2 separate regions of the Mus musculus genome follow, and region 1 is linked to region 2. The links are chromatin loops, found by intact Hi-C in ENCODE. Cell type or tissue: heart. All regions are shown on one strand. Each heading gives the region's core, and the rest is flanking DNA. Links, peaks and the distances in the headings are about the cores only. Region 1 has its middle 18 kb from the start of Gm40451. Region 2 overlaps Parva (parvin, alpha).

The links. Hi-C counts contacts between places; a loop is a spot of excess contacts. Peaks named below come from ENCODE experiments on the same cell type or tissue, not always from the same donor. Only the 100,000 strongest peaks of a DNase experiment are listed, where the experiment ranks them.
Region 1: a loop joins it to region 2, with 4 times the contacts of the local background. A loop is called at or near these places in 5 of 42 quality-filtered maps.

The regions. Positions count from the first base shown.
Region 1 is chr7:112,654,658-112,660,040 of GRCm38, forward strand. No RefSeq gene overlaps it. Among named protein-coding and RNA genes, the nearest start is that of Gm40451, 18 kb to the right of the region's middle. In heart, for the core only: CTCF peaks have their summits at 964 (motif pointing left) and 2,084; a DNase peak (open chromatin) is centred at 1,624; H3K4me3 peaks cover 917 bases; H3K27ac peaks cover 4,584 bases.
Region 2 is chr7:112,559,603-112,564,985 of GRCm38, forward strand. It overlaps Parva (parvin, alpha), which reads left to right. Exons shown (of 13, transcript NM_020606.5): 5 at 327-467. Among named protein-coding and RNA genes, the nearest start is that of Parvaos, 27 kb to the left of the region's middle. In heart, for the core only: no CTCF peak of the experiment used is centred there; a DNase peak (open chromatin) is centred at 2,099.

The DNA.
Region 1 (5,383 bases), core at 51-5,050, 95 kb after region 2:
AGAGGAGCAACTCTGAAGATGAAATGAACCTGGGCTTGGTGGTAAAGGCCTGTATTCCCAGCTATTTCCCTGGGAGGCTGAGACAGAGGACTTGCAGGTTTGAGGCCTGCCTGGGGATTGTAGCACAGTAGAAGCTTGTTTGCCTACCATGAGTGAGACCTTAGGTTCAATCTCCAGTACTACAAAAAACTAAAACAAAAGAGCAACAATAACAACTAAAACCAGACAACACACTAAATTACGCACCACACACACACACACTGTAAATGCACAAAATGTTCCATAATTGCCACCCTTTGTTCTTATATGGAACTAATGGGGGGGAGCACTGAATATGGATTCAGAAAGAGATTTGTGGCATCCCAAGACCTCTCCCACTTTCCTATATGGTCTCTCTTCCCTCTTCTCTGGACCTACTCACATTATCATTTGATGAACAAATTATCAAATTATGTGTTAAAAATATGAGTCGGGGGCTAGAGAGATGGCTCAGCAGATAAGAGCACTGACTGCTCTTCTGAAGGTCCTGAATTCAATTCCCAGCAATCACATGGTGGCTCACAACCATTTGTAATGAGATCTGAGGCCCTCTTCTGGTGCATCTGAAGACAGCTATAAGGTACTTATTTATAATAATAAATAAATCTTTGGGCCAGAGCTAGCAGGGACTGAGCTAGTGGAGTTGACTTGAGTGAGCATGGCCAACCAGAGCAAGCAGAGGTCCTAAATTCCATTCCCAACAACCACATGAAGGCTCACAACCTTCTGTACAGCTACAGCGTACTCATATTCATTAAGTAAATAAATAAATAAATAAATAAATAACTCTTAAAGTGTCAGGGGGCTAGAACAATGGCTGAGTGGTTAAGAACTTGCTGCAAGATCTTCCAGTTGATCAGAATTCGGATCCCAGCACCCACACTACAGCTTACAACTGTCTGTAACTACAGTTCTAGGAGATATGACGCCCTCTTCTGGCCTCCACAGAGACTGCGCACACATGGCGCATATATATATATATATATATATATATATATATATATATATATATATATATATGTGTGTGTGTGTGTGTGTGTGTGTATGTATATATATATATATATATATATATACACACATACATACATATACACACACATAGACCATAGACACACAAACATACACACATACATGAAGGCAACATACTCATACATATAACATTTAAAAATATCCTCAGGCCATATTAAAAAAAAATCAGCAAAGATAAAGATTGAGAACAAATTGTAAATACTTGTTAACAACCACATGTTCCAAAGCTTGTCCATCATTTTCTTTGTGTCACAAACACACACAGGAGACACAGGAGCTCATGCAAAAACACATACTTCATATACATGCACACGTTCAGGCTCTCTCTCCTTCTTAGTAGCCAGGACTTGCAACTTCTTAGAAACATGGATTCAGCTTGAGGCCAATTTTCACGGAACATTCTCTTCATTTCTTCCTTCCCTGACCTTTCACAGAAAGCCCATGCAGCCTTAGAAAGCGGCAGGCTTCTCCCCACTCTCCCCACATGGTCTGTACACTGTTTGGCGTCTGGCCTCTCCTGGCTGCGTCTGGTCTCAATGGAATGTGCTTATCAGTCTCACTCCCGGAAAACGAAGCCAAACAGCCCAGTACCCTGGTAGCTAAGAGGCTTGTACAAGCATGTGACATGTCATCAACAAGTGAGCTGACACAGATTCTTCAGGTTCCTTATCTGCCTATAACTTCTACCAGACCGACGTATCTCCCCACGTGCACCCACTCCTCCAAACTCTGTGCTTCCCACATCCACCTCACTCTCTCTTCTGCTCAGCCTATTAGCATCCATTGATTGACATTACAGCTGACAGTGATGACTGGACCAGTGGAGCTCCCTGGCACAGCTTTGTCATCCCCCGGAGGCTAGAGCATGGGGTAATGGGAGGACTTTGGTGTTGCACAGACTTGGCTCTGAGTCCAACTTCCTTTGAAGAGTATTTTTAACATGTCTTCATATCTCTGAACCTGTTTCCTCATCCGTGGAATGCAGAGCTCATCTCTGCCCCGCCAGGCGTTGGTGGGAAATAAGAAGACACACACTACAGATCATACTTTATATTGTCAGCATCATTGTTTTGCCCTAAGGATAGTTACGGTCACCTAGCAGAAACCTAGAACAAATCATGCTCTTTTTGCATCTGCAATTCGGTTGGTTAATTTTTTGTTTGTTTGCTTGCTATTGTTGTTGTTTTTTATTGTTGTTGTGTGGCATTAGAGAGATGGCTCAGCCATTAAGAATGGTGACTAATATTCTAGAGGACGCAGGTTTGACTCCCAGTATTCATTTTGTGGCCCACAACCACCTCTAACTCCAGTTCCATGGGATTCAATACCCTCTTCTGGCCTCTGTGGACACCAGGCTTCTACATAATGCACAGACATACTGGTAGGCAAAACACCCAAACACAAAAAAATAAAATAATGTATAAATTATGGGATGTAGAAACATCAATCCATCTTTTTAAAAGACTGTAGCACAGGGCTGTTGATGCATTTTAACTATATTTTTCTCATTGATTGGCTTTTCCCACCTTGAAGGTGAATGTAGCTAAAAGTACTTTCTCTCTCTCTCTCTCTCTCTCTCTCTCTCTCTCTCTCTCGTGTATATCTGTGTGTCTGTGTCTGTGTATGCATGTGAGAACAGCTTGGGTTGTCAGTCCTTGCTTTTCACCTTGTTTGGGGCAGGATCTCTTTTGTTTTTCTACTGTACATACCAGGCTAGCTTGCCTGAAGATTTTGGGGGTTCTGTCTCTGCCTCACTACAGGCACTGGGATTACAGATGATCATGACCCGTGTCCGGCCTTTACACAGGTTCTGGAGATCTGAACTCAAGTCTCATCCTTACACAGCCAGTACCTTACATACCGAGGCATCTCCTCCTTAGGCCTTTCATCAGTATTCCACTAAGAATTTTGGAGGGACAATAGTATATATATTATATACTTGAGCAAGTCTGCATGAATGTGCGTGCACATTGCTCTCTCTCTCTCTCTCTCTCTCTCTCTCACACACACACACACACACACACACACACACACACACACACAGTGCCAAGAATAGGAATAGTCAAATATGGCCGTCACACAATCTTGCCTCCCAAGCTGGGAGAGAGCATGTGGAAGCATTAGTCAGGACTGAACACCATTGTCCCTGGGGCAGGGAGGCTTGCAGTGTCAGGCTACAAGTTCTGCTTAATGAAGCCTCGAGGTCTTAATTGCTTTGAAATCCACACATACTGCCAGATAGTTCTCAGAATTGGGCAAGCCAGAAACTTAAATGAGGCCCACATAGGAAGCATCTTCTCTATATATCCGAGGTACAGGAAAGGCCTTTGTGAAGATCCAATGGAGATACTTCTTCCTCTGGCCACCTGGGAGAGAATAGTCTAACTTGAGGTCTGAGGTAGGATGTGTTCCAAGCAATCCCAGAGACTGAGAGCTTCACACACACACACACACACACACACACACACACACACACACACACACACACACTGCTGGCCATCCCCTTTAGCTCTCTGTCTTCTGAGCAGTTTCTAGCACTCCAATTCATATTGTGTTGTTTGTTTGCCTGTTTGCTTTTTAAAATTATGAATATATGTATGTATGTATATATGTATGTACATATGTATGGCATACATGTATGTGTATGTAAGGTAATATGAGCATCCATAAAGGTCAGAGGCATATATTGGTATCTCTACCCTGCTCTGCCTTGCTTCCATGGGGTAGGGTCTCTAAATGAACTTGGAGATTCCCATGTTTCAGCTAGACAGGCCGGCTTGTGAGCTCCCCAAGATCCACCTGTCTCCATCCCACTGTTCTGGGGTTACATGCATACACAGTGGTGCTCAGTTTTTCTTTATGAAGCTGCTTGGGGTTTGGACTTGAGCTGCAAGCATTCTTACCCATTGGGCTACTATCTCAGCTTCTCTTTCTTTCTTTTCTTTTCTTTTCTTTTTTTTTTTTTTTTTTTTTTTTTTTTTGAGACAGGGTTTCTCTGTGTAGCCCCGGCTGTCCTGGAACTCACTCTGTAGACCAGGCTGGCCTCGAACTCAGAAATCTGCTTGCCTCTGCCTCCCAAGTGCTGGGATTAAAGGCATGCGCCACCGCTACCCGGCATCTTTTTCATTTTTTGAGGTAGGGTCTCACATAGAATGGGATCCTCCTGCCTCCACCTCCTGATTGTAGCGATGCATGGCACCATGTTCTGTTTAGGCAGTGCTAGGTATGGAAGCCAGGGCTTCATGCATGATGGCTTCTACCAACTGTGTCTTTAGCCCATGATTTTAAGCCACTAAATTGAAGGGTCAGTTGTCAATCAATCGAAATATGCAATGTTCTGGAGTTCTCAACTGTAGTCCATCACTGTTCTTGTGTCTATTTCCTTTCTCTTCTGTGAGGTTCGCTCTTCCTCGGATTTAGGAAGATTGGGAGGCTGCATGCAAGAAGCCCTGGGTTCCAGCTGGGGAAAAGGCTCAGCAGTTAAGAACACTTGTTGCTCTTGAAGAGGACCCAGGCTCAGTTCCCAACACTCACTTGGCTGCTCACACTAACTATAACTCTAGTTCCAAGGGATCCAATGACCTCATCTGAATTTTAAGAGTATGGGGCATGTACTGCACATACACTTAGGCAGAGCACAAAATAAATAAAATCTTAAAGTTTTTAAAAGGAGTCCTGGGTTCCATCCTCAGTACCACACTAACTGGGCAAACTGGTCTATACCAGTTATCCAAATAAGCAGGGGGTACATGAGTTCCAGTCAAAAACAAAAAATCCAGGAATGGTGGCATACACCTTTAATTCCAGCACTTTTAAGGCAGAGCCTGGCAGTGAATTTCTGGGAGTTCAAGGAGACTCTATCTCAAAAAAAACAAAACCAACCGTAACAAACAAAAAAAGAAAGAAAGAAAGAAAGAAAGAAAGAAAGAAAGAAATTCATAAATAAATGCATGTTTGTGCTTGTGACTGTCATCTCTCTCTCATTCCACCAAAGTGATAACTATCATTTAAAAATAGCAGTTTCTAATCTAAACAACTACCAAAGTTGCCTACAGGGAGCATCTTTAATGAGGCCTGAATGAACTTGGGGTCACACTAAGGTGCCATTATCGTCACAGCCTTCAGCATTAATGGACTCCTGCAGTCCCCTGCCTCTCTGCCTGAAATGGTCTTAGATTGCACAGTAATGAAGAGTGAGCGGCTGCCTTTTTGAGAGGTTCCGCTGCCCAGAGCACACTGGATGCCAGGTTTCTTGGGCAACTCTGATTCTGCAGTTTCTGTCATAGTTCAGATGCACACAGGCTTTTGTCAGAGC
Region 2 (5,383 bases), core at 149-5,148:
CCGTACTTTTCTTGTCATGATTCTATAAGCAATATAAAATGACAGTATATAATGGCCTTTATATTGTATAAGGTATTTGAATAATACAGAGACGCCTAAAGCATACAAAAGGATTGCATAGGATTGCAAACACCCGGCCATTTTTGACCGGACACTCAAACACCCCCAGATTTGATTATGTGGGGTGGGACCCCAGAACAGTCCTAGGCTTTACTGTAGAGATGTGGTCATTGTGTGTTGTCATAGGTGAACGCGTGAAAGAATAGGCACAACTTAGGTTTTCTGTGACCCAGGATAACAGCTGCTCTTTTCCCTTCCCACTGCAGAGAAACTGGAGAGTGAGAAGCTCAACGTGGCCGAGGTTACGCAGTCGGAGATCGCCCAGAAACAGAAGCTACAGACTGTGCTGGAGAAGATCAATGAGACCCTGAAGCTTCCTCCCAGGAGCATCAAGTGGAACGTGGACTGTGAGTTAGGAGAGGAGGACTGTGCAACGACACTAGCCCCTAAGGGTCCCCCACCATTCCTAAACTGTCACCTGGGACGCCAAGTCATTTCTCTTTGAGAAATAACCTTTGACAGGAAAGATAGCCTATCATACAAACCCTTGGGGGTGGAAATAATAATAAAATGTCCAGGTCTGTGTTCCTTTGTCTGGAAGGCTTTCAGGTCAGCTTGGTAAGGAAATGATGTGTTCCGGAAGGCACTTCCGAGGCCCACACAGCCTGCTGAGAGCCGTGCTGTCTCCAGCATGTAGGAACTTGGGGAAGCTGAGGGTCACAGGTCCAAACAGCTGAGAGGCCAAGAGTGAGGCTTCAGTTCTGCCCACACCCTGTCACTTCTACCCTGCTCCTCAGAAGGAGTACAGATACCAAGCACTAGAAAGGGTTTGTTTTAATGTTTTATTTACTAGAGAGATAGACAGACAGACAGACAGACAGACAGACTGACTGACACATAGCAGGGAAGGGGGAATGTTCATGCCATGGTACATATCAGGATACAACTTTATAGAGTCAGTTCTCTCCTGTTGCTGTACATGGATTCATTTGCTTGACTGCTTCTACTCGGCTTGAGTTCTTCTCCACTTGCAGAGTTCAGCACCCCTGCCTAGGGAATGGTGGCCCCCGTACTGGGTAGTCTTGCGGCTATGAGGTCACTTACAGTGAAGGCAGATCATTTCCTTTCCTAGGTTTGAAGACATAATTTTTAACTCCTAAGTGGGGGAATCCATTTTAAGTCTTATAAATGGGATGGGTAACCTCTGCCACATTTCTATTACATCAGTTAGCTTACAGACACAGAGGCCAATCCAGTGCAACCAATCTTTTACTGAGACTCTCTTCCCAGGTGAATCTGATTCTAGGTCATGTCAAGTTGACAGTCATTCGCCAGGCTATACAGCAAGCACCTTTACAGACTGAACCATCTTTCCACCCCTACCTAGTACAGGACTTTTTAAGTTCCACCTTTCACAGGTAGTAGAGCTCAAAGATTTCAGAAAAATATAGAACCATTTATTCTTTTTTAATATTTTTATATGCAATATGCATAGGTGTTTTGTCTGATATAGAGCCCACAAAGGCTAAAAGAAGGTGTCAGCTCCCCTGGGACTGGAGCTCACAAACAGTTGTGAGCTGTTGTGTGGGTAGTGGGAATCAAACCTCAGTCCTCTGGAAGAGCAACTAGTGCTCTGAACCTCTGGGTCATCTCCCCAGCCCAGGGAACATTCATTCTTTTGCAGCCTCAAGATGCCTTGGCATCTGATAGAAACCCAAAGTCAGATTCAACAGTAAATGAATGGGTCACATGACACTAGCAATGACAGCCAATCCCTAATCAGGGAGTTTTCTGATTTTTCTCTTTGTAAATAAACAAATGCATGTTTTTTTTTTACAGTGAGAATAAAATGGTTAGACCGTGTTTGGATCTAAGTATTAGAATCCTCCTCCCCCACCAGTGACCTCATAGCTGCCAGGAGCTGTCTTCTGTCCTCATTTCTGACATCTGCCATTGGAGCCAAAACACCCACTACCTCCTTCAGCATAATTATACCACTGCTGGCATAGAACAGTGTGATAAGCTGGGAACAGGGCATTCTCTGCTTACCCAAAGTCACCTGAGGGTTGAGGACAGGACCTGGCTTTAGGCCCCAGAGGCTGCCCTGCTAAGGAGCCCTATTTCCCTGTGTACCTGGGAAATTAAATCATGGTCAGAAAAGGAGACATGAGGCCGAGCATATGACTTACTGGGTAAAGTGCTTGCCTCGCAAGCCTTGGATAGAGCCCCAGTGCCCATTTATTTTTAAAAACTTAAAAGCTCAGAGTAGTGCCACTTACCTGTAATTTCAGTGCTCATGAGGCAGAGACAGGAGAGCTCTGGAATTCTCTGGCCAACCCTGGCTAAGTGAGTCACTGAACTCCAGGTTCAGTGAGAGATGCTGTCTCAAAAATACAAAGTGGATGGAGCATTGAGGAAAACACTTGATCGCCTGATATTGACCTCTGGCCTCACACATATACAGCACGCATACACACACACACACACACACACACACACACACACACACACACTTTGCAAGCTGGCTGCTAATATCAGAGGGATTTAGTTGGATGTCTTTGCTGTCTCTCTGTTTACTTCTTGTGAATTAGTCTCCCTGGCTGGATCTCCAGAATGGAGATGGATTAGCGGGTCAAAAGAGATAATTATTCTCTTGGCTGCTCCCTGTGATGCCTCAGGGCATCAAGAAGAGCTGGATCTTGTTTACAAGAAGAAGCAGTGTGTTCTAGAAGGAACAGAGCAGGCACAACTCACAGGGAGAAGTTCTCTCCTTTCTCTCTAATCGGGCCTGACTGTGCGTTTGGGGACACGGTGTCGCCTTTATGCTCAGGACAAGGGTGGCAGGGACAGGCTGCTGAGTTACCAAGGTCTTTGATCTAGGACTTTAGGGATTTCTTTCTTTCCTGTTCATGAACAGTATTTTTTTACTATTGAAAATTTAGAAAATGCCAGTGTATAAAAACATTGAAATATCAATGTCCATTTCAATCCTCTCAGCACTCGCTCACCCAGCTCAGGTAATTCTTTCCACCACCCTCATCTCCCAGATGGGGAAATCAAGGCACAGAGGAGGTATGACACTACAAATGTTTATACCAGGGTCAGGAAGTCTAGCGTCTTCCGCTATCGCTTCCCCAGAGCAAGGAAGGGTGACTGGTACAGTCCATGTCCCCTGAAGGAGCACTGCTGCCCTGCCTACAGAGTGATGACAGGGGAGCCAGGAATCTGATTCAGAGAGCCACTTGCAGAGCCAGGCTGTGCACTGACTGAGCCTGTGTACGAGGCCTCCACAGCTGCCTACCTAGAGATGGGCCCTGAAAATTTTGGAGTATTACTGCAAGGTGTGTGTTTGTCCATCTGTGGGTGTCTGTGTGTGTAATAAAGAGTGTCTAGAACATGCTTTTTGTTTTCTCACATATGAATACACATGGATGCATGTATAGATAGGAATCTCCCTGTATCCTAAGGGGATGTCTTTCAACATGCCGGGGGATGCCTGCACCGTGGGTAGCTGTCCACATTGCGGGCACAGACACACAAATGGAATAGCTTTTCCATCTTTTTCATTATTTTAAGTTAGCATGCAAAGTACAGAGTTATGATGCTGTGCCCTTTCATACCTTTGTGTCACTCATCAGCTCTAACTCCTCCTCCTCACCCACTGCTCTCTCCCTCCTTCCTGCCCCCTCTTGCTCACTCCTTCCTCAGCCCAGATAGTACCTCATTCTGTTTTCATGTCACATGCATCCCATTCCCTCTCTTCTCCCCTGTCCTTTAAGATCTCGTCCTCCTCCTTCTTCTCCTCCCTATCTCACACGCATGCATGTACGCGTGTACACACACACACACACACAAAGAAAACAGCCATAGCTTATTTCGCCTGTTGATCTCCAGTTGTATCCATTTGCCTGTAAATGTCATGACTTTGTTTTCCTCTATAGCTGAATTAAATTGTTCCATCGTATACATACACTGTGTCTGTTCATCTGTTGATGGACATCAAGGCCAGTTCCATTTCCTGGCTCTTGTGAGTAGCGCAGCAGTAAACATAGATGTGCATGTAACTCCATGGCATGGCCACATAGCATCTTTGGGATACACCCAGGAGTGATCTAGCTGTTGTGTATGGTAGTTCTATTTTTAGTTTTTTAAGGAACCACCATGCTGATTTCTGTATTGGCCCCACCGGTGTCCACTCCCACCAGTGTGAATGAGGCTTCCTCATTCTCCGTAGCCTCACCGGAATTTGTTGTTTGTTCTCCTGGTGGTAGTCATTCTAACTGGATAGAATCTCACAGTACTTTTAATTTGCATTGCCTTGATGGTTAAGGAAGTAGAGCACAATATAATAATAATAGTAGTAATAATAATAATAAAATTTGCATTTCTTGTGAGAAATTTGCAAATTATACATGTATAATTTGCATTATCTCTTGAGAAATGTCTATTCAGTGCATTTACCCAGTCATTCATTGGATGGTTGAGAGGGTAGAGTGATGTTTAATTCTTTAAGGTTCTTTACAGCTGCTACATCTTATGGCACAGGAGCTAGCAAGATTTTCTCCCATGCTGTAGGCCGTTTCCTTACGCTGATTGTTTCCTCTGCTCTGCAGACATTTTTTAATTACCCATAGTCCCATTTTTCAGTTCACGGGGTCATTTCCCAAGACACTGGGTTCTTTGTGGGAAGTCTTTGTCTATGCCTGTGTAGACGTCTTTTGCTTGGGTTTTCTATCAGCAGCTTCAACTTTTCAGGTCCCACGTTAAGATCTTTGATCGTTTGAGTTGATTGTCACTCACGGTGAGAGATACAGATCTAGTTTCATTCTTTTGCAAGGGGTTGAGTGCTTGGCTTTCCCGGCACCACTTGTTAGAGGCCATTTTTTTCTCCAGGAAATGCTTTTCTGCATCCCTGTTGAAAACCAGGTGACTGTAGCCACAGGTTTATTTCCTGGTGTCCTACGCTCCCCTATTGGTCTACAGGTTTGTTTTTGTGTACCTGCCATCGATGTCTTTTCTAGCCTAACAACACATTTATCACACACAATGACCACCACTCCTGTCCCTTAAGGTATAACAACAAAATGAACATGAAGGGCTGGAGAAATGACTCGGCAGTTCAGAGCTGCTCTTTTAGAGGCCTGGGTTCCATTCCCAGCACCCATGTGACAGCTCATAACCATCTGCAACCCCAGCAAAGGGAAATCTGATAACTTCCTGTGGTCTCTGTGGATACCAGGTACACACATTGTGCACAGACAGACATGCATACAGGCAAAACATCCACACACATGGAGTAAATAAATAAATCTCATTTTTAAAC